Linked DNA regions of Homo sapiens: regions 1 and 2 are each linked to region 3. The links are chromatin loops, found by intact Hi-C in ENCODE. Cell type or tissue: GM12878. All regions are shown on one strand.

Region 1 (8,000 bases), 110 kb before region 3:
AGAATTTCCTCTCTGTAGAGAGAGCTCTGAGTCTGGATGACCATCTGGAAGGGATATGTAGGAGAAGAAGGTGGTGGGTACTGACTTAGATGATTACTTAAGGTTCCTGTCAAACTTTGAGACCCCATTCAACTACTTCAAATTTTAGTTGGGGAAACCAAGTCCCAGAGAGAGAGGTCACTGGATTTATAAAGTTAAAAGCAGAGCCAAACATACATCTCACCATTTCTGGTCATCCTCAGATATTAATACTCAGTTTTTCAAACCACATGCAAGGAAGTAAATTCAGAGGTAACATTTAACTATGATTTAAAAAAATACCAAAACCATAAATTTTCAAGGCAGTAATTATCTCCTTCTCAACAGTGCTTTGAGAAGAAGCATGCATTTGCACTGGGGAGGGAGGCACAGAGTCGAGTCTCGGCTGTACTGCTGAACCCTGAAGGCCTGACAGAGGCTGCCTGGAATGGGATGAAGAGCAGCAAATCAGAAACAGGCAATCTGTCCAATTTTCAGTGAAACAAGTTTCATGATTTTAGAACCTCTCAACATCCAAAATCCTAGACACAATGTTCCTTTGAAAGAATATATTTTCTTATTGACTAAGTTGATATGAGAAATAAGTTTCTTATTATACACTTTCTGAGGACCTACATTTCTATGGCATTTAAATCTTGGATATTTTTAATGAACATTGAATCCCAGGGAGCTAACACTGCATTTCACAATCTCTGAGCACTGATCGATGTTCTTTTTAATCCTGTAGAATTTCTCCACATATTCAGAACGTCCTAAAAGCTCCACAAAATCTTCATCATGAGTGATTACCAGAAGCTGGAAGTTACGCTGCTGTGAGCGACTTTTTATTATCCTGCAACAATATATTCAGAACATATTATTAGTAAAGAGCATAACCCCTTCTTTGATTTGAAAAGTCACCGCAAACCTTGTCAGACACATGAACTTGTGCTGTGTGTCAGGGCCCCAGCTACCCTGCAGGAAGTGGAGGGGTGGCCCCAGGCCTTCAGGCCAGCCAGGCAGGAGTCTCTTCTCCTCTCCAGACAGTAGGGACACATGGCCTGACTCCTCACTTAGGTCTGGCTTAGGGACTCACAGGAATACAAGAACTAGTTTCTTCCAGATCAGAAGTTCTCACTAAAGCAGGTATAAATATTTTATTGAGTTTTCCTTAATATCCAAACTGTTCAACTATAGAAGGCTTACTCCTTCGCCTGGGATTTTCCTGACCTGTTACTACTTTTCTCTGGAAGAAAAATTTAAAAGTAATAAAGACAAACTACAGGTAAGGGGAATAACACTGCTTTCTTAAGAGCTGGGTCTACTTAGAATTCTGCCACCACCAGTCACTAGATGCATCATTACTATGACACACAGGGACCTGAGTGGGTGTTCTGGGAACATTTTGCTGAGGTAACCAGCAATGTGACTGAAACCTGAAAGACTTTTTCTTTTAGCTAGCCACTTATCCCCTTCCTGGAGCTGGATGCATTTGAGGTTTCAAAAGCACTCGCCCTTACTTGTGATGATGGCTGCAGAAAGGTGGCCCTGCGCTGCTGAGCTCTCCTTCTGGCCCTCTCTGCCAGAAAGGGACTGTCTGGAGCCAGGAGTGCCTGAAACACCTCCTTTGACCTCAGGGAAACTGCCTTTTTCTCTGCCAGCATAGTCCTTATGCAAGAGCTGCTTGACAACCTTGGCGTCTACACTGACCCCAGGTGAATGTGGTAAAAGGTGTGCAATTTTACCCTCACTGGACTTTACCTAATCTCAAATAAGCTTTTTGAGTAAGAGCTCTGTCATTCCTCACAGTTCTCTGACACATGTGGAAAGCTGGGGAGACAGTCCTAAACCCACTACCACTACCTGCAGATGTCTTAGCAGGGCATGCTAATTGCTGTGCATGACATGTGGGTTCCTCTGGTAGGTTTACAGGAAAACCAGGCCAGGAACCCCTCACAGTGACTCTCTCCCTGTGAACACACTTGGGGAGCTGCAGGATGTGTCTGGGGCTGCTGTTCACCATCTAGTTCCTTTAGGAGGGATCTGAAGAATTACTATCAAAAGGTAAAGCCCAGGGCCTGGCACCAACTGGCTTCCCCAAGAAGTGGGGAACACAGCTAGAGAACGTTTTCATCACAGAACTCTCTTGGTTTTGAAGAACTATCACAACCTGTCCCCAAATGTGAGATACTTACTCAACCAGAGCATGTGCAAGAGATACTTACTCAACCAGAGCATGTGCAAGAGATTCAATGTTTTCTCGGTCAAGATTTGTTGTTGGCTCATCCAAGGCAATGATGCCACAGTTGAGGCAGAACGTTTCAGCCAGGGCCAGGCGAATGATGAGTGAGGCTAATACCTGGAAAAAAGCCCCTATGTGAGAAGCCCAGCACAGACCTTCTCATCTCATGGCAGGCAAGCAGTCCTGACATGATCTTTTCAGCAGGGAAAAGTGGGAAACGTCACAGGTTCACTGTTAGGTAAAGCACTGCCCTCTGGGAGAGCCCAGCACTGGGACCAGATTCTTATGTCCTCCAGAAGGAGAACCTGCATGATCTCAGCCTATCATTCACCACAAAACAAAATGCTCAGAACAACGCTGATGCTCTCACATAAAAAATTACATCAGCTACAACCAACTTGAGACCAAAGGCTAGAAACAGAGACAATGCCATTTATCTGTAATTTTAATAATCCTGTAAGATGAGCAACCTTAAAAATTCTTGACCTGGCTATTTGCCTGATAATGGGATCTGTTAGAAAACTTCGACACGTTTTCTAGAGCCTCTCACTTTTTCTCTGCTACCTTTAAATTTCCATATTCTTGTGTATAATCCTGAGACTGAGAGAATAAAAAAGAAAATCCTAGGTCAAAGTATCAGGAGTATAGAAATGTGGTTTCAGTTAAGCTTACCTGTAGAAAATCCAAGTAACTGGAACTGTTAGGCATTTTCGTGGTTACTAGAAACCTAATACTAAAACCCTCAGACCCACTGAAACCATCTGAGGATACAAGACACACAGAATTGAGAGAGTAGGGCTATTCTAGGAAGTATAAACTACTCTGGTGTGAGCTGTAAGTCCCCTTTCCCCCTCAGTTTGTGGGTGGGTGCGCACACATCAGTGAGTTGGTAATTTTAGAATAGTTTATGTCTTTTCTTTAATGCCTAGGCAAGCCAGAAGACAGGGCCACAGCTTGGCCCTGTGAGGGACAGGCATTTCCTTCCTGTCTTTGAATCCAAACTGCTGTCAACTCTACCACCACCCACTCACATGCAGAGCCCCTGGCTGGCTGCTAGAGCCTCAGCAAAAGCCAGTGTTAGGTAGGCTGGAGGCCCACCTCCATTATTTGTTCTCTCCCCTCACACCAAGGAGACAATTATTGCTAATTAATTTTCATAACTCAGAATAGCTACAAAAAATCTTTTTCCTCAAGATATTTTTGAAAGTATTTTTAATTCAAAGAGACCATGTTTCAAACTCTGTATTTTCTCATTTATAATTACCACTAAAAATCATCAAAGCACGTAGGGATACTGATTACAGATCACAAGTTTGTCATTTTTGTAGACTATGATTTAGACAGTAATCTGCAGATGCTTTAAATTGGGATCAGCTGTCTAGGCTGACAACATAATACATATATGCATGGCATGTTCTTTTTTTTTTTTTTTTTTGAGACGGAGTTTCGCTCTTGTTGCCTGGGCTGGAGTGCAATGGCACGATCTCGGCTCACTGCAACCTCCGCCTCCCAGGTTCAAGCAATTCTCCTGCCTCAGCCTCCCGAGTAGCTGGGATTACAGGCACATGCTACCATGCCCAGCTAATTTTTGTATTTTTAATAGAGACGGAGTTTCACCATGTTAGGCTGGTCTCGAACTCCTGACCTCAGGTGATCTGCCCGCCTCGGCCTTCCAAAGTGCTGCGATTACAGGTGTGAGACACCATGCCCAGCTGCATGGCATGTTCTTTAAGCAAAAACTGCAAACTATGAAAATGAGTTAGATAATGTAAGCATCTATTTCTATGATTTTAGAATTTTATTTAAAAAAAGTCAAGGGCCTAGAGGTGTTATCAAGTGTAATCTTCTGCCTTGATCTGAAAGCAGAAAGCTCAAGTATCTGTGACATCTTTGTTACAAACCTGTGCACAGTGAAGGATCCAGCCTTGTTCCCCAAGGATGCCATATTCCTGATTCTTTAAAACTTCATTCCTCTTCCTGATTTCCAATGTAGGCTGTCCTCACAGAGCCTTACCTGAAGCCAGATGGCCTGACCCAGCAGCTAAGTCTTTGTGTATGCTGTGGTAGGGACTTAGTTCTATGAGGGGCTACTTTCTTAATGAGACTCCTTACTATACTGGAATATTCATTCTAGCTTAAGCTAGAATCTGGTTTGCAATACTATTATGTCATTGATTCTGAAACATCTTATGGTTATAATTGCATTTTTTCATTCCTGCTGGCACATAAAATAGTGGTATGTCTTATAACTGATGAGACAGTGACCTTATTCTGATAAGGAGTGCCATGAAAACTCTAACGGGTCTTCAGCTTCTTGTTCTACATTTAGCCTATCCTGTGAGAATGCTTCAGGCCCTTCTTTTAAAAGTCTACATAATGTTGCAGGAAATGTTGGTTAGCTTCAGGAGAGTGTAATAATAGTAGCTGAGCCTGATTCATTTTATATAGCAGCAAAGAGCTTCCCACCATTCAGGTGTAGCCTTGGGTGCTTCCACTGCACTGATGTTTGTTTCTCTCTTTCAGTTACTTGGGTGAGTTGGCTCCCCAGGCTTTTGAGATACCTGCCTTTTGTCCAGCACTGCATCGTCCTCGCATATCCAAGGCTGTGTCTCCCTTCAGCATCACCACTCGGTAGTTATAATTCCGCCTTTTATCAGAAGCTGATACATTTTCATCGGCATCAGACCGTATTTCTATGTATTCAATATCTGACACAGGAAGAAGAATATTTTAGAGGAACCTATGCTCTGTAGCCTTTTGTCATTTACAAACATATCAAGTAAGCCTAGGAACAACAGATGAGGCTGACATTACCAGAGGAAAACAATGGCTGGTGTGGAAACTCTTTCTCTGGCTGGGAGGATTCAAGAGCCTGGTGGTCTGGCCAGAAGCAACCCAGATGCCCCAGTTCCTCAGCCTCAACTCTTTCTTAGTTTCCCTGTTAAGAGTTTCCTCCAGGCCAGGCGCGGTGGCTCACGCCTGTAAACCCAACACTGGGAGGCCAAGGTGGGCAGATCACCTGAGGGCAGGAGTTTGAGACCAGCCTGGCCAACATGGTGAAACCCCATCTCTACTAAGAATACAAAAAATTAGCCAGGTGTGGGAGCGCGCACCTGTAATTCCAGCTACTACTCGGGAGGCTGAGGTGGGAGAATCACCTGAACCCAGGAGGTGGAGGTTGCAGTGAGCCAAGATTGCACCACTGCGCTCCAGCCCGGGTGACAGAGAAGTGCGAGACTCCATCTGGAAAAAAAAAAAAGAAAAAGAAAAAAAAAAGAGTTTCCTCTGGATGGTTTTTCTTATTGCATTTTGGCTTATCCCTATCTACACTATGACAGAACCTATTATGTCATCAGCTAAATATAATGCCTACTGCAGTCAAATATGTAAGTCCTGTTAGGCTCTGGAACAGAAAACTTTACATTTTCTTGCTACAAGATGTTGCCAAGATAAGAATTCTTAGAAAATCTCAAAGACATGCTTAGAAAGGGGTCCAGGGAGGTAATGCTGGCATGATGAGAGGTCATAAGGGGAAGAGCTGCGGAGAGGGCTTTGGAAAGAGCATTTGTGATACACCATGGTACTCACCTTGTCCACGATAGGTACTTCGCCACAGGTCACGTATAATTTTATTGATTTCTTCCATTTTCATACTGTGAAATTTCATTATTGCTCTGGAAAAGGAAGTCATTGGTACTTCATATATATAAAAAATAATTATGTGTAATAGTAATATTAAAATACATAAAATATATAATATATAAAAAATAGAAATATAAATAACTTCCTCAATATTTTCAATGGTAAAAGTAGAATATAGTAAGAGCTACAAAAATAAACAGCAGCAAAACTTTGCTGCTTGGCTAATACTGAAAATTGGCAGGCTTATTTCTAGTGCTCCAGGGGTACCCTTCTCCATATTCACTCTCTAGGATACAACAAATACTCCTTTACGTAAATACTTAAATACTGTGAAAACTTCAGGAAACATAATTTTTTAGACTTTTTTCTTAGGCCGTGGTAACTTATTGGAGGGAATGCTTCCACTGATACTCACGGGTCACAGGAAGGCCTGCTGAATGGACGACAGGGAGTTAAAGGGTAGAAGGTTTACGGTTAGCCAAGGGGCCTGCAGTCTATGGGGAAAATAGGAGAATCGAACTGCCACCTTGTCCCTCTTCTATCACTGTTAAGGCTTACCAAAAGTCAGCTTCTTATGTTGGTTTTATTCCTCAGATCTTAGATTTTTACCAACTGGAAGCTTTGGTTCAGCGAGAATGATTTAGAAGCTTAAGCTGAACTGACATCAAAATTTTATTTTACCTTTCCTTCACAGATTCAGAAATCCTAATTCTAAATATTAACTTCCATATTTATATTCCAAATCCTAACTCTAAGCACTAAATTCCACTTAGTCCAGACATGTCCCTGTCCTCAACTCTCTTTTAAGGTAGTAGTTTCTAAACACTAAAAACAAAGAGGAGAAATGTTTGTAAAAGCAAAAGTAGCCTGTCAAAACCTAACATTGTTCCCACCACAGTCACCTTTCATCAAAAAGCCCTTAGGTTCTTTGGAAGCGGGTTTATGAACTAATAAATGTTGCACCAGTGGTAAAAAGGCAAACATTACTGCGATCATCATACAAAGGATGTGAGGATGTGAGGCGACTTACTTCCATTTGCAGGCCTCTTATCTGATGCATACAAAAAAAGAAACTGAATATAATGCTACTGCCTCTGTAGAATCATTTCGTGATCTTCTGGTTCACCAGCAAGAGAGAAAGAAATGACTCAACATAAATACATTTTAAATATCAGATGAAGGACTGTGAAGTAGTAGAAGACTGGAAAAAACCATATTCTGCTTGTTGATGAGAATGCAACAAGTCTCCATTTTCTACCTTATACATTTATCTCAGCCTAACATTTTATGCTCCTTTCAAAAGGAGACAAAACATCTAAGTATTTCCTAAAAACAAAACAAAACTGATGGAATGTTAGACCAATCATGTAAAGACTGCCTTTCCATAGCTTATATATCATGATCCTGATTTTTCAAATGACATTAAAAAAAAGTTATCTTTCCATTCAAGTTAAAAATCTTCAAAAACTAACATAAGCATTCTAATGTGGAGAACAAGCTCCAGACAAGGCAGGGGTGGCCAAGGCGCACACGTGCAGTCTGCCTTGGCTCCCTTATACAACACAGGTGGTGCATCCTGTCCCATGGCCAGGTCTGCTGAGACACAGCACTGCGGGAAAAAGATCTAGTTCAGGGAGAGGTCTCAACCCACCAAAGAGTGTGTCGGATGGAGTTGATGACTACCACTGTGGGACGGACCATTAACTCATCTTCGTATCCTCTCTGTCTACTATGGAATTTACAGCTGTACTGTGTAAGAGATGGGGATGACTAAGGTCGCTACAGTAATCTACATAAGGGAATAACAATGATAATAATGATTATTATTGATGACCATTTACCATATGCGAGACAAAACTATGCTAAATAATCAATTTCATTTAATCCTTACGACAATACTGGGAATTAGATACTGTTATCTCTATTTACCATTAACAAAACTAAGATTCAATGAAATCAGTGACTTGTTCAAGATCAGAGAAAAGTGGCTAGGATATTAACAGCCCTTGAATATGACAGTTAAAATTGAAAAGGCAGTCAAAATTCCATCTTTTAAAGCCACCAGACTCAGTTTTATGAGGGAATGTTATCAAATCTT
Region 2 (8,000 bases), 230 kb before region 3:
ATGACAGTGTTTGGCATTTCTTTATGGATGGAATTGGAACATGAACAAGACCATGTCCAGCGTTTTTACTGTGAATGTAAATGGAACAGCAGCCCAAAGCTGTTGTCTGTGCCCCAGAGGTGCTACCTGTAGACAGGGACCAACTCCATGTGTGTGTGTTAAGTGTTTGACTCCAATTAAGACTCCCAAGCAAATCCTGCATATTCCAAATGTAAAGAGTACTCAGTGGGAAAAAGGTTGTTACCTCAAAGTCATTGCTTCTTTCCTGGCTGGGTCACAGGGTGAAGAGATGAAGGTGTCTGATGTATATAGACAATTAGGGAAAAATGAGCGGCAAAGGAGCTTTCCCCTTCAGCTGCACTCTAAAGGGGAACATTTTAAGGAAGTACTAGCAGCTTTGACTCTTCTATGCTCCTGTTGGTTTACAAGCCACCAAGAATGTCAGTGTTGAGAATACGGCCTGGTAAAATGGGAGATGTAAAATGACTAAATGAAAGGAAGGGTAGTTTTAATGTTGAAGCACCGTGCTGGGCACTGGAGCTACCCAGAGGAATGCACAACGCTCCCCTCAAGGAGCTCACAGTCTAGCCTACTCCCTGGCTGGAAGCCTCAGGAAGACGTGCTAATTTATTGTGGAATTGGTAGTTTGCTTTTCATGCCCCTGTCTTCCTTCTCATGACCATTTCCCCCTTTCTGTCTGGCTTGCATTATTGATTTCCAGGACCAAGTCCTGGCTTCCTCCTGCCTTCCTGAGATGATGTTCTGCTCAGGGAGAAGTGGAGGGGTGAGCTGTGTGTGTCCACCGAGGCACGGCCAGGAAGAGGCAGCCTTTACCTGTGAGGGGCTCCATGCTCCAGCAGCAGAGCAGGTTCTAGTGACAATTCAACTTTTTATGCTATGACCAGGGGTGGATCTAAATTTTATGGGGCTGAAAGCTTGAATTATTTAGAAAGACTTCTTTAAGAAAAACAATGTTAATATAAAATTAGGTACAGGGTCTTGGAAGGGGCCCTGAAGATTAAGCTTCCTTAGCGTCACAATAAGTCCGTATCTGGTTGCAATTGAAAACTGATGCTTCAGTGAGGGTATCTAAAAAGGTAAACTGGCATATCCAGGGCAAATGTGGGCTGCCAATGGCTCATCTCTAGGGTAATTTTATGTCTGAAAGTGTATGCAGTTGGGTCAGAGCATGACCTTTAAGATAGCCTCTCTCAGCTAACATATTTATGAAGATGAGGCCTGGTGACCCAGCAGGTTCATTGGATACATAAGAAATGAGAATTCCTGGTTCATGGGCCAACCTAGGACTCTGGAGTATGCAGACTTGGCCATTCGTCCATTGTGGCCTGCGGGTCGCACCCCAGGCATACTGAAAGGCCATACTCGTGGCTGGCTGCCTGCGGGCCTAAGCCTTCCCAGGATCTTCAGGACACTTGACAGACTTGTGTTTTCTGGTCTGAGCTGCCTCCACAGGTCCCTCCAGCAAGCCTCACTGCACCTCTCCCCTGCTGTTTGTGTTTGGAATTTTGTCTTCTTTAGCTGAGACCAAATTAAACCTTGGTGCATAAAGTGAGCTTAAAACTTGCCACTGTTTAGTAAGTTAGCCCCCATAGAATGTGACCCTGTCTGCAGAGTCTCATTTACCCCTCTTTTTCTCATTGTCATTTGTTGGCTTTATTAGGGCTGTCTTACAGGATCATGTTGGCATTTACTATCATGTCTTTATCATAAACCATGTTTGTTTGAGGTAGAAGAATCACCATATAATTCGTTGCCCAAATTGGGACTATTGAGAGAGAAAGGGGATGCTATTAATTACACCAGATCAAAAGGCATAAACCAGACCTGTCCCAGGCCGATGTGGAAATATGTTCTTTCTAGTTGTGGGTACCCTGATCTAGGTGGTTTGTAATTGTGCATTACTGACTGCATATGTTTGTGTATGTGTAAATGTGGGCTCCCTGTTAAGTGGGGCTCATGGATACGAGGCCTGAGGAAGTGTGGCTTGCTAGTCTGTTACGTTAACATGCTTTTCTAAAATTGCTTCACGTGTTAATTCATTTACTCCTGCATTCATTGACTGTTTTTGTTCTTTTCCATTCACTTTGTACTTATTTTTTTCATTAAATTTTGCATTTATTTTGAGTTTTTGTGGTGTCTTTTTTGGGCAGTAGCTTTTCTGATTTAACGTTTCCTGAGCCCATTAATCTGCTACAACTGTGGTAAAATACAGCTTGTCTGTTCTTTGAATTTTGTGGAGGTTGATCTACTTCTGTAGGAATTGTTTTAATAGGAAACCCTGCTACAGACATCTGTGAAAGGCTCTTGCATAGGTGGGGGATGGAGGGAAGAGTCACAGGAAAGTTACAGGAAGGTAAAGGGGCAGCCTGTGGTCCATGAATCTTTATTGGTTAACTGGGTGCAGGACATGAGAAAAGGGGCACCTGCCCTTGAGGAGTGTTCCTCCTTAACACAAAGGCTTGCCACGGGACTACTAATATTCGAGTGCCAGGACTGCTCGGAACCATATTACATGCATTAACTCCTCTAATCCTCATCCTAATCCTATGATTAGGGACCATTCATCCCCATTTTATAGCTGAAGCACAGAGGTTTAAGTAATTACCCAAGGTTACATGGCAAGTAACTGGAGAAGTTGAGATTTGAACGCTGGTAGTCTGTACCCTTAAATCCTGAGCTACACCTGCTCCTTGGCATCTCAATGGAATGATGGAAGAGTAGTGAAAGTGTGGCTAGTGTTAAAGTACACAGCCTGATGGTGTGGGCTGGTGGACCTGAGACTGTTTTTTAGAGGTAGAAAGCCCTAGGGGACAGGCAAAAGTGGCTGAGGAAGAGCAGACTGGTGAAAAGAAGTGATAAAAAGTATGTGGGTTTGTTTTTTAAGGAGCTTTCTCCATTGAGCACTAGGTAGGTTTGGGAAGACCAAAATGAGAAAATGGGGACCCCTGCAGGGAGAGTGGTATGAACACATCCCTAATGCAGGCATAGCTCAGCTCTACTTGTGCAGGCAGCAGGGAGGCAAAGTAAAGTATTCACCAAGCTTTGAAGGACAGAGACTCTCCAGGAAGCCAGGGGGAGGAGGGCCTCCTAGGTGGTGGAAACATCATCAAATGACTTGGCTCATTCATTTCAGGGAAGTACTGTTTGGACAAGTTTAAGACAGGTCTATGATGCTCCCCCTGCCCTGTTCCTCCCTGAGCCCACCTACCTTTCTTTCTGCCATAGCATCTGCCTCTGAGCTTTTTCCATCTCCATTTTCTTCAGCCTCATTCCTTCACCAATCCCTGCCTTTCAATAGCTGGGGTCAAAAGGAAAATAGATTGTATCCATATTTCTCCCTGAGAAATGTTTCCCAATCTCTGAGTTGAGGTGGGATAGGAGTTCCTAATGTCAGAAAAGAATATTAGAGGGAAGTAGGATGGGACCTGGGGCCCCACGGCAAGCTTGAAAAGCACATAAGATTTTTAAAAATCCACGAGTGGGACTTCGGCAATACAAAAGTGAGCTTCCCTATAGAAGAGTTCTATCATTTATAGAAAGCCAGAGCAGAAGGTTGTCTCTTACCCCAGTCCTAGGACTCACATGTCTACCCTCTGCTTTCTCCAAGAGGTTTGAGTTGGATCAGCTCTCAGAATCCAGCTCACATCCATAGCCACCTGGTTAAGCAGCAGATGTCTTCCAGCAGTTCCCCTAAAGCCTGGGATGCCTAAACTGGTATGGGCCCTCAGGATGTCCTTCTGCCTCATGCACTGTGGTCCCACTTACACTGGAAGGAAGGAGGCAGAGGGCACTCAACGGCCACCACTGGAAGCTGTGAGCAGCATGGCCTCAGCATCTCCATCTGTAAAATGGGTTCTGGACTAGAGGAGAGTTCTTGATATGACCTAGGAGATAGTGTTCCAAATGTATCTGACTCTCGCAAGGCTAAATGCATGGTAGCTCAAAATAAGACTCATACAGGATCGGAAGCAATTAAAGTGTAATTTTAACGAAAGCACCAACAAGCAAAAGTGTGTCAAGAAAAAATACAGATGTATACTAACTCTATAATATAGACAATTATAGTATATCTGGCCCTTGACCACTTTGCACCTAGTAAATCTTTCCCCTCCCACCCCATGGCTTAGCACATTTACACAAACACACCAAAAAAAAAAAAAAAAAAAAAAAACCATAGTTCACAGTGGAAGACTTCACAAACCACCTCTGAATGTGTGGCTCAGTCATTCATGCCCCCAACACAACTTACACAGCCCCAGCTGGCATCTTTGTCAGCTGCACTCCCCTGCTTAGAGAATGGCTCTGTGGTAGCACAGCATGAGAGAGGCAGCCGGCTCCTCCTCCTGGCAGCACTGTGGTTGGAGCAGGCTTGGCCTCAGAACCTGCTCATCCCAACAGAAAGCATTCAGAGCTGTGCCTCCCATCACAGGTGTTAGCCTATAATACCCATTCATTAGCACAAAATCCCTCTAGTTAAACTAATAACTGAAACCACTTTGCTTAAGAGTAACAAAGGAAAGATATGCCTAAAGCTTGCTCAAGTTACATTAAACAAAGCATACTTTATAATCCAGTCCTTGTAAAGGGAAGACATAAGTCATAGCCATGGTTGGGTAAATGCATCTGCAGAGACTGTCCCATGTGAGGAGTGGCAGGCAGGGTAGTTGGGACTGGAAGCACCACATATGTGTTTGGGATAAGCCTGGGAAGTTGGAAGGACCTGGCCAGCTCTGGCAGGTAGAGCAGCAAGAACTGGTCAGAGCTAGCCCCAGCCCTTCAGCCCTGAGCCAGGCCTGCCTCTTGGTTTCATATTCCAGCGCTCCCAGGGGCCAATGCCAACCCTTGCTGGAGAAGGAAGGTAAAACAAGCTGCCATTTGAACATTCATTCATACTCCCTGGCTTCAGGCCCAGAGGAGAAAAAGGGAAGACAGGGTCATAGTCTATCAGACCACCCTGACCTCTACTGACCTCAGCCTGCCTTTCCCCTCTCCCCTTTATTTTTTTTCCAAGGGCTCAGTTGGGAACTTTTTCTCAGTTGCTCTTCCAGAGCCACCTTCCCTTTTTACAGGATTCATAACAAGCCAAAGAACTCATGGTAGTCCAAGCAAGGAGGTTTCACACTATGCTCTGAAAGCCCCGGGGTGGAGGCAGAGGGGCTAGTTGGCAGGTGACACAAAGTTGTCTGTGCAGGAGGATGACTGAAGACTTCTCAGTTGCTGCATTACAAGTTCCTTGCAGCAGCTGTACTGCATATCACCAACCTGTATTAGAATAGAGTGGCCATCTTCAAGCAGAACCATCATACATTCTAAGAAATTGGCAATTGAGTGCCAAAATGTTAGCATGAAGCAAGTTCAGGAAGGTCCAACCACCCAACTAAGGACCACTAATCCTACCATCTCAGGGACATCCATTTCCAACCTCAGTAAAGTTGTCATTAGTCTAACTATGCATTCCATCCTAACCTATCTGTTCTGAGGGATTCTGACACACCCCTCTCCTCCTTGTGCCCCCACAATGCTTGCCTCATGGTACCCCTGTACCTGGTACCACACACTCATACAAAGGAGAGGTGAAGGAGTTTAGAATTTATGCTCCTCAGTATTAAGCTCAGGGTTGCTTCCTCCTAAGCCAGACATACCCCTGACTCCCCACAGTCCTCTTGGCTACAAGGGCTCCCATTGAGATAAAGATTCTCTCACTCTCAGAGACCACCCCCATTGGTCCAGTGAAGGGAACACATGTCCCATCTCAAGTGCATAGAGCGTGACCAAGTGTGGAAAGCCTAGCCTTTGGGCAGACTCTTTCCAGGGTTATGGCCAGAACATTTTCCAGAGGCTACAAGGGCAAAGGGTACCCCTTTGGGGTCAGAGTGTGTCAGCTAAAGGGGCAAAACACAGAGCCTGGTCTGGGGCAAAGTTGATGTCTACCTGTGCTTTCTTTAGCAGATCAGATATAGGAGCACACCAGCCGGGCATGAGCCTCTCCAGCTCTAAGGTGATGATGACCAAGGCCAGTGTGGAGCCCTTGAACTGCAGCAGCTGGTGGCCCGCCATACAGTGCTGCAGCTGCCTGGTCAGGGATGCGACGTGGAGGGAAGGATTCCTCTGAGGCAGCAGCTCCAACACATGGGGCCAGCTCAGGACCACCAGGGCATGGAACTGGAGACCATGGTTTTTAATGTTAGAACAGAAAACGCCATACTTTTCCTATATCAATGATCAAAAGTGCAAACAATTTAAATTTCCATCAGGGAACATCAAATGTTGCCCAACCCTTTTCATTCCTATCCATGGCTCCGTAAGGGGCTTGAGGCTTAATGCCCATCCTGTGGCCAAGCTGAGCTTCCACTCCGGGACCAAAAAAAAAAAAAAGTCTGCTTTGTGACATCATCGTTATGAGCGGAAAGTACCTAGATGACAATGTTTCCATTCTGAAAAATAGAAACATACTATTCAAGACCAAGGTAGCAGAAAAGTTACTTGTATCTGCTTATCATAAGACGAAACTCTGCAACTTGGCAACGGTGGCCAGTTTTCGTAATGAAACAGTCTTTAGTAATTTAATCTTCATGCTTCATAACAAACCAAAACCCCATGAGATTTCCACATTGCATAATTTTGCCTTACTAACAGAATCATATCCTTAAGGATGACCATCATTCCCCCAACTAAAACAAATACAAACTAATGTATGATATTTTTTTAAGTGCCAGATCAATATGGTCTAAAGCTTCAATAAGGATTGTGTGTAGGTGAATAAAGACAGCTAAGTGAATGTGTGTAAAGTGTAGCAAAAGCAGACAGATATTTATGTACAGTATTCATAGAATGGAAAGTTAAATATTTTTGCAGTGTGTATTTAAAAGAGAAACTCACCATAATAGTGCCGTCTAAAAATCTTTGTAAAGTTAATTTAATGTCCTTTAGAAGTGGGAGTCTGGTGGAACTGTGTTGGATTTAAGATACCTTTTCACTCTTCCGTATGTCATGAGCCTTGTGCGTCACCTCACTGTGGTGCATGTGCAAGGGCGTGTGCACGCCTGTGCTTTGCCATCCCATGTTGTAAACAGCTGTTCCAAAGGCACAAACGAGTTTAGGGTAGACTCTGTAAACACCTCCTTACTCACTATAGTCAAGAAGTCCAGCGGCGTCCCAATATAGAGGTCCCAGTGCAGTCTGTCCAGAATAGCCAGCTCCATCCTCAGCAGCTCATTCGGGGAATAGTCAGAGCCATAGTGCTTTGTGAAGTCTTTTACTTGTGGAATAAACTGTAAAAAGAAAATAAAGAGGCCAAAGCCCTACATCATGTCATAGTAGCTTTTGTTTTCTTACCCATGGGGACTGGGCATTCATGACCTTAGTGGAGTTGTCTTCCTGTGGCCTGCCACAGAAAATGCTTCTGAAAGAAATACTAAACCAGATCTTGGCTATCTGTCAAATCCTCAGGTAGTTATGTAGTGAACATCACATGGTCCCCCTCTGAAACCGGGTCTTGATCCCCCAGCTGCATGCTAGCTCATACCCAAAGGTGCTTTGGAGGCTGGGGCTGTGCCATCTCCCCTGTTCAGCTGCAAGAACTCACCCCAAGCTTTCCAGGAGCCATGGGTTCTGCCTCTCCCTATTCCTGATCCCTACCGTGGGTACTGGGCATAGAGAAAAAAACTATGCTTTTGAGCTTCCTAGTCTGTACCAGACACATTGATAAAACCTCCTATGGGTTTTTTAGCATCGCAACTGCAAACACATTTCCTTCAACCTTGATTGAAGGTGGTTCAGTTCTGGAAAAACTATGGCTTTTCCCACAGAGGGACTAATGAGGCTTGTCTATGAGTAAACATTTGAGTACCAAGTACATTAAAGGCTTGATCCTATGTTTTTAGATAAACAGAAGTATTACTATAACCTCCAGAAAAAGGGTCACTTGATTTTTAGTTGGACAAAAGCAACTTGGGCATTAATTCTATTCTAATAAACAG
Region 3 (8,000 bases):
TTTACAGAAAAATGGGGAAGATAGTACAGAAAGTTCCCACGTACTCCATATCCAATTTTCCCTATTCTTAACATCTTTCTTTTTTTTTTTTTTTTTTTTTAGACGGAGTGTCCCTCTGTCACTCAGGCTAGAGTGCGGTGGCACAATCTCAGCTCACTGCAATCTCTGCCTCCCGGGTTCAAGCAATTCTCTTGCCTCAACCTAGCTGGGATTACAGGCATCCGCCACCGTGCCCTGTTAATTTTTGTATTTTCATTTTTTAGTAGAGATGGGGTTTCACCATCTTGGCCAGGCTGGTCTCGAACTCCTGATCTCATGATCCACCACCTCGGCCTCCCAAAGTTCTGGGATTACAGGTGTGAGCCACAGCACCCAGTCCTTAACATCTTACATTAGTATGCTATACATGTCACATTAATGAATCAATATGGATGCATTATTGTTAACTAAAGTCCATATCTTATTCAGATTTCTTTAGTTTTACTTACTTTTTGCAGCATGTTCTTAACAACTAAAACTTTTAAAACCCCCAAAATGGGCCAAGAGCAGTGGCTCACGCCTGTAATTCCAGAACTTTGGGAGGCCGAGGTGGGCAGATCACCTGAGGTCAGGAGTTCGAGACCAGCCTGGCCAACATGGTGAAAGCCCGTCTCTACTAAAAATACAAAAAAAAAAAAAAATTAGCTAGGCATGGTGGCACATGCCTGTAATCCCAGTTACTCGGGAGGCTGAGGCAGGAGAATCACTTGAACACAGGAAGCAGAGGTTGCAGTGAGCCGAGGCGGCACCATTGCACTCCAGCCTGGGCAACAAGAACAAAACTCCATATCATAAAAAAAAAAAAAAAAATCTGCAAAATGTCCATCAGTAATAAAATAGATAAATAAATTATGGCTTACTCATTTAGAAGATTATAGTAAAGTAAATACAGTAAATAAATAAACTACAGTTATATGTATCAACATGGATGAGTCTGAAAACATTTTGTTGACCAGTAAAAGCAAATATTAAATAAATACATCCAACATGATTCCATTTATAAAGAGGGCAAAAATAGGAAAAATGAAATCATATATAATTAGAGGATATTTATATATATAATAAAACAAGAATAACAAATAAATGATTAACCAAAAAAATAAGGATAATGGTTCCCTTTGGTGGGGAGGGACATGGAAGCTGTTGGAGGGACACCTTCATGGGGAGAGGGAATGTTCCCTTCAGTTGGGTGGTGGACACATGGGTTTTTGTTATGTTTTAAACTATACATAGAGATTGTAATTTTTTTGTATGTATGATGTTTCATAATAATAATTTTAAAGGCTCTGATCCCTGCTCTTTTCTTTCCCCTTGAAAGCAGGTTGTCTAAATAGTCCTCATCCTCCAACATTCTGGCTTAAGGGAAAAGGTGACACTTTAGAGTCAGAGCAAACAGGAACCCCAGCCCTCTGTGCCCCAACCAAAGAAATGTGATTATGTCTCTTATCATCTTCTTCAAGCCCCACCACACATCATGATGCTTCCTGTTTCTCAGAAGCTGAAAAAGGTGCTGACATAATGTAATGAGTAGAATCGAGGCAGTATACACGGATCTACCCAGAGCCATGTGTGTCACCCGAGGGGCAGGTTGGACTCTCAGCTGTGGTTGGGAACATAGGCCAAATCTCTGCCTTTAGGTGGGAAATGACCCCAAATTTGAAGATTCATGGAGCAGGGTGACTCTTGCTGTTAAGAATGAGAGACTCACCGTCATCAGCCCCAAGAGATGCCTTCTGCAACAGCGAAAAGCCACCTCTTGGCAGATCCCTTTACGTGGGTACAGCTGGACTGGGCACTGGGATCCAGCTGGGGCCTGGGAAACTGCCACACTGGCACCCCCTATTCCTCCACAGTCATCCCTCACTTGTCTGTTCATTTGGTTGTTTATTCATTCACTCAGCAAATACTCACACAGCTGCAATGTGCCAGGCACTGTTCTAAGTATTGGTGGCACAGCAGGGAGCAGGACATAGCCCTGCTCTAGCAGCATCATACACATTTAGGAGGGTCAGACAACAAACAAATAAAACAACTATAAATTGTGGTAAGTGCCTTCAGTGCAAGTAGTAGAAGCAAAACAACCCAGTGTTAAGATGCTAAAGTCAGGCTACCTGGTTTTAAGTTCTGCTTCTACTGCTACCTGCCATTGGGCAAGTTAATTAATCTTTCTAGGAGTCAGTTTTCCTTTCTATAGATTGGAAGTGATCATCAAACCTACTGAATAGGATTGATTGAAGATTTATTCTTTCCAAAAATATTTATTGAGCACCACTATGTGCCAGGCACCATGCCAGGCACTAAGGATTAATAGTGAAGGTGACAGACAAGGTTCTGCCCTCCAGGAACATACATGATAGCAGAGGAAGAGTCACTGGACAAGCAAAGGCCATGTCGGATGTGATAAGGGCTAGGGACTAACGTGATCCAGGGAGATTCAGGAAGTGCCAGGGAGAGAGGGCCACTTTATATGTCTGACAAGGTGACATTTGAGAGCTAAATGATGAAAAGGAGCCATCTATGTGAAAGCCTGGGGGCTGGCGATAGTTAAACAGAGGGACAGCAAGTGTGAAAGTATAGTAGCAGGAATGAAGTTGGTGTGGTTGAAGAACAGCAGGAAGACAGATGGCTGGAGCACATTAGCAGGGAGGTAGGAGATGAGGCTAGGGAGGGAAGAGAGGGCTCATGCAGACTCATGCAGGCCAGAGAAAGGACTTTGCATTTCATTCTAGTAATGGGAAGTCCCTGAGGGTTTAAAGCAGAGGAGGGTCAGATGACTTACTTTTTTTTTTGAGACAGGGTCTCACTCTGTCATCCAGGCTGGATTGCAGTGGCACCATCACAGCTCACTGCAGCGTCAACCTCCTGGGCTCAGGTGATCCTCCCATCTCAGTCTCCTGGGTAGCTGGCACTATAGGCATGTGCCACCACGCCAGGCTAATTTTTGTATTTTTTGTAGAGATGGGATTTCTCCATGTTTCCTAGGCTGGTCTCAAACTTCTGGGCTCAAGCAATCTGCCTATGTTGGCCTCCCAAAGTGCTGGGATTACAGGTGTGTGCCACTGCACCCGGCAACTTACATTTTTAAAAGATCTCTAGCTTTTGTGTGGGCACAGATTAGGTTGTAATGTTCGACCAGAGAAACAAGTTAGGATGCTATTGCTCCATGGTGAGTGACATGGTTATACAGGGTGAATGGTGCAGGGTGGGCTGGAGGAGAAGACAGAATCCTACAGTGCAGGGCATTGTAGTGGGCATCTGATCTCTCTCTTCTCCCACCTCTATGCAGCTGCTTCTCTCTCCTCAGAATCCAGACCCAAATTTTACCTTCTGCTGGGAAAGCCTTCCTTCCCTATTTTTTGTTTGCAGGTGGCGGGGGCTCCCTGGACCTGGGATTCCCACGTTCTTCCTCCTAACTTGCTGCCTCGTGGCCCTAGACCCCTCTTGTGTAACACAGACATCAGTCAGGCTCTCTCAGGCTCCTAAGACCTGGACGACAGGCTCAAGCTCCTATTTGCTCACGTGCAAGTGGAAAGCTTTTGCCAGGGTGTTTGCAAGTTCCCTTGTGCATGACTGTGCATGACTAGCACTGACTCTCTCCTGATACAGCATGGTTAGATCTGTGTGTGGCTCATCAGGACATTCAAAAAGTAATGCCCCTGTTCTGCACCCCACAGAAGGCAGTCCTTTCCACTGAGTCCCATTCACACAGCCAAGCTGACCATCACCCGGATCTGCCTGTGGCAGAAGCAACTTCAAAGTGAGCGCTAGTGCTCCTATTCTTGAAGTCCTGTGGTCACGCTACAGTGATAGAACTTCTTCTTCTTCACCCCCTTTCCATTCTGTCTGCAGCTTTGTGCCATCTTGCCAGTTCCCCCTCTCTCTTCACCCAATTGCAGTTTATTTCTAATACACAGAGCAATTTCTGTAGCCCTTTTGTAACAATTCATTGCTCACCTATGGACCCAAGATCTCAGCTTCCTACCTCCCTCTAGTGGCTGATGCAGGTATTTCCAAAAAAAAAGTCCTAGAGCAGGATCCTGGCTGGCCACACGGCTGTCCAGTGCTGCTCCTGCCCACAAGGTTCTAAGAGGTTAAGGCTTGACATATCAGAAAAGGAAAGGAAGCCTGTGTGACACAGAAGCCTGGGTTGAGGGAGGCTACGCTCTGTGTACTGTCCCCGGGCAGAGGCGGTTTTCTGGGTCACCTGCATGTCCCAACACCGGCCTCTGGTGGTCGGCAGATGTTAATCCTAAAACCCTTCTGTCCCCACCTCAGAGGTGAAGTACCTGTGCACTAGCCTTCCCCGTCTGGGTCCCCCAAGGCCCCCACACTGGGCGCACAGGGTACAGGGAGGAGCCAAGCCCTCTGCTCCAGTTCTGCCTTCTGCGCAGGAGCCCTTTGACTTCTGGGAGTCAACCCCAGCTCACCCAACAAGGAGATAGGGCAGGTGGGAGACACCCTAAGCTCAGAAGGCCTACAGGAGATGGAGAGCACCCATCCTCCACCTCTACTCCTTCTCCAGACCACTCCACACCTCGCAGCTTCTTGCTCCTCACCCTCGCATTTGGCCCAGTGGGCACCAAGAACAAGACAGGGTGACTGGCTAAGCTGGGGCCAAACTCACTGACAGAATTGGAATTGTGTCAAAACACCACTTTTATGTCCTCACCTTTCAGGCCTGCATCAGTGTGAGCTCTGCAGAGAAAGGGGCCTGTCTTACTGAACCCTCAGATCCCAGCACGCTGCTGTCCTATGGAGGCATCCATGCATATCAGCAGCAGAATGAATGGATGGAGGGAGGAATGAATGTAATGAATGCTGCTCCTTCACTGCCACCTGCCTTCTCACCCTGCCCCTCGAGGGCAGAATACTATGGCTTTTCTTTTCTTCTTCTTCTTCTTCTTTTTTTTTTTTGATGAGGTCTTGTTCTGTTCCCAGGCTGGAGTGCAGCAGTGTGAACAGATGCATGGCTCACCGCATCCTCCACCTCCCAGACTCAAGTGATCCTCCTTCCTCAGCCTCCCAAGCAGCTGGGAACAAAAGTGTGTGCCACTATACCTGGCTAATTTTTTAGCTTTTGTAGAAGGGTCTCACTATGTTACCCAGGCTGGTCTCAAACTCCTGGCTTCAAGCCATCCTCCCACCTTGGCCTTCCAAAGTGTTGGGATTACAGGCGAGAGCCACTGTGCCTGGCTTGCTATGGCTTTTTAGAGTTTCTCACCCAATTACCTCCTCTACTCAATTTCTAGCTCCCATTTTTGGTTCCTCCATGGCCTTTGTCCCCCAAATCTGCCCTTGTTGTCAGAGCACTGGACTAGGAGTCAGGAGTACCAGGTTTGTCATCAGTTAGCCCTTTGTGTCTCATGGCCCCATCTGTAAACTGGAATGGGGTTTTCTCTTGATCTCAGGATGTAAGTGGGATGGAAAAGTGCCCAATCTCACTTAAGACTGTGGTTTCCTGACCCAGAGTTTCAGTTCTGTCTTTTCTTTTTCAGTATCAGGAGTGTTACATGCCTGTTATCCTAAACACACACTCACACTCATAAAGGTATAAAACTGAGTCCTCCCAGAAGTATTATCTGTCAGTTGGGTATCTGTTGTTATGTTACAGATGATTCCTTCACTCCTTACACCAACCCTGGCAGTTGGGTATGTGGATTACCCATGTGTATTAGTTCATTCTCACACTGCTATAAAGACATACCCAAGACTGGACAATTTATAAAGGAAAGAGGCTTAATTGACTCACAGTTACACATGGCTGGGGAGGCCTCAAGAAACAATCATGGAAGAAGCCAAGAGAGAAGCAAAGGCACGTCTTACATGGCAGCAGACCAGAGAGACCGCAAATGGGCGAAACTGGAACAGCCCCTTATAAAACCATCAGATCTCGTGAGAACTCACTTACTATCACGAGAACAGCATGGGGGAAACCTCCCTCTGATCCAATCACCTCCCACCAGGTTCCACCCTCCACAGGTGAGGATTATGGGAATTACAATTCAAGATGAGATTTGGGTGGGGGCACAGAGCCAAACCATATCACCATGTTTCATATGAAGAAAGTGGGAATTAGAGAGGCCAAGGAACTTGCCCAAGGTCACATGCTGGGAATGGTAGGCTGCGGTACCGCAGGAAGACATAAGATGAAATGCATGAAGAACATTCTGAAAAAAGTGAAATTTTCTCCAGTGCTTGGCTTTATCGTGAGCTGATCTTGTGATTTCTGTCACTCAGGCTGTGGATGCAAGTTAAAAAGCATCAGCTGTAACCAGTCACAGGAGGATTTCTGAGTTGGGCTGGGGTAGGGGAGAGAGATTTCTGCTTTGGGTCCCCATAGTTTCTGTAACTCTGGTTTAGTTTCCTTGTCACTGGATCCTGCATTCCTTGAGGGCAGCCATTGTATTTTATCTTTCAGCTTTACTAAAGTATATGAAAAGCCGGGCATGCTAAAGTGTACAATTCAATAAGTTTAGAATGTGTATTCACCTGTGAAACTATCAGAACAATCAAGATACTGAACACATTAATCACCTCCAAAATGTCCTCATGCCTTCCAGCAATCCCTTCTTCCCAGGCAATCACTGACCTCGTTTCCGTCACTATAGATTAGTTGGCATTTTCTAGAATTTTATAAAAATGGAATCATAGTCTAGTTTCTTTCTTTCTTTCTTTTCTTTTCTTTTCTTTTTTTTTTTTAAGAGTCTTGTTCTGTTGCCCAGGCTGGTGTGCAGTGGCGCAATGTTGGCTCACTGCAACCTCTGTCTCCCGGGTTCAAGCAATTGTCCTGCCTCAGCCTCCCGAGTATCTAGGATTACAGGCGCGTGCCACCATGCCTGGCTAATTTTTGTATTTTTAGTAGAGACAGGGTTTTGCCATGTTGTCTAGACTGGTCTCAAACCCCTGACCTCAGGTGATTAGCCTGCCTCGGCCTCCCAAAGTGCTGGGATTACAGGCGTGAGCCACCGTGCCCGGCCAGCCTGCCTTCATTGACTTGGAATAATTATTTTGAGACGTATCCATGTTGTTGCATATATCAAAACTTTATTCCTTATTTGGTTTATTATATTTTTAACATATAGTAAAAATAACATCCTTTGGTGAACAGTTCTACAAATGTATAGATTTGTGTAACCACCACAATCAAGATACAGGGCAGTTGCATTAACCCAAAAAACTCTCTCATGCTATCCCTTTGTAGTCCTACTTCCCTCTACCCAGTACCGCGACAACCACTGAACTGTTTTCCACGAATATAGTTTTGTTCTCTCAGGAATATCATATTAATGAGACTGACTTTTTTACTCATCATAATGACTTTGGAAGTCTCCCAAATTGTGTGCTTGCTCCTTTTTTGCTGAGTAGTATTCCAATGCATGGATGTATTACAATTTGTTTATCCATTGGTTGAATGATATTTGGGTTGCTTCCAGTATTTGACAATTAGGAATAGAGCTGCTATACACATTCTTACAGGTATTTGTGTTATCATATATTTTTATTTCTCTAAAATAAATACCTGGAGTAGGACTGCTGGATCACATAGTAAGTGTATGTTTATAAGAAACTGCCAAATTGTTTTCTAACGTGACTGCCAGCCTGGTGCGGTGGCTCACACCTGTAATCCCAGCACTTTGGGAGGCCGAGGCAGGTGGATCACCACTTTGAACTCAAGAGTTCAAGACCAGCCTGGGCAATACGGCAAAACTCCGCCTCTACAAAAAAATACAAAAATTAGCCAGGCATGGTGGTTCATGCCTGTGGTCCCAGCTACTCAGGACACTAAGGCTGGAGGATCCTTTGAGCCTGGGAAGTGGCAGCTGCAGTGAGCCAAGATCAGCCTGGCTAAGTGAGACTGTATCTCAAAAAAAAAAAAAAAAAAAAAAAAAGGGACTGCCATTTTGCATTTCCATCTGTAATGCGTGAGAGCTCCAGTTGCTCCATAGCCTTGGCCTTGCCAA

The links. Hi-C counts contacts between places; a loop is a spot of excess contacts. Peaks named below come from ENCODE experiments on the same cell type or tissue, not always from the same donor. Only the 100,000 strongest peaks of a DNase experiment are listed, where the experiment ranks them.
Region 1: it touches region 3 in a loop (2.6-fold over the local background); 3 of 110 quality-filtered maps call a loop at or near these places.
Region 2: it touches region 3 in a loop (2.7-fold over the local background); 2 of 110 quality-filtered maps call a loop at or near these places.

Annotation. Positions count from the first base shown.
Region 1 is chr5:132,635,049-132,643,048 of GRCh38, reverse strand. RAD50 (RAD50 double strand break repair protein) reads right to left here. Exons shown (of 25, transcript NM_005732.4): 22 at 5,849-5,934; 23 at 4,826-4,968; 24 at 2,244-2,377; 25 at 1-871. The coding sequence ends at 685. TH2LCRR (T helper type 2 locus control region associated RNA) reads left to right here. Exons shown (of 3, transcript NR_132125.1): 2 at 767-851; 3 at 4,784-5,001. Among named protein-coding and RNA genes, the nearest start is that of TH2LCRR, 17 kb to the left of the region's middle. RefSeq lists silencers at 1,538-1,687, 7,086-7,286 and enhancers at 854-2,249, 3,351-3,430, 6,867-6,916. In GM12878, no CTCF peak of the experiment used is centred here; DNase peaks (open chromatin) are centred at 1,491, 3,128 and 6,978; H3K27ac peaks cover 3,772 bases.
Region 2 is chr5:132,750,149-132,758,148 of GRCh38, reverse strand. CCNI2 (cyclin I family member 2) reads right to left here. Exons shown (of 6, transcript NM_001039780.4): 4 at 7,152-7,292; 5 at 5,953-6,183; 6 at 3,746-5,283. The coding sequence ends at 5,179. It overlaps SEPTIN8 (septin 8), which reads left to right. Exons shown (of 10, transcript NM_001098811.2): 10 at 5,968-7,330. The coding sequence ends at 6,133. Among named protein-coding and RNA genes, the nearest start is that of CCNI2, 6.7 kb to the right of the region's middle. RefSeq lists an enhancer at 6,299-6,508. In GM12878, CTCF peaks have their summits at 2,960 and 4,355 (motif pointing left); DNase peaks (open chromatin) are centred at 6,498 and 7,428; H3K27ac peaks cover 726 bases.
Region 3 is chr5:132,522,969-132,530,968 of GRCh38, reverse strand. No RefSeq gene overlaps it. Among named protein-coding and RNA genes, the nearest start is that of IL5, 17 kb to the left of the region's middle. RefSeq lists an enhancer at 4,154-4,203. In GM12878, a CTCF peak has its summit at 4,023 (motif pointing left); DNase peaks (open chromatin) are centred at 4,048, 4,718, 4,952 and 5,518; H3K27ac peaks cover 2,224 bases.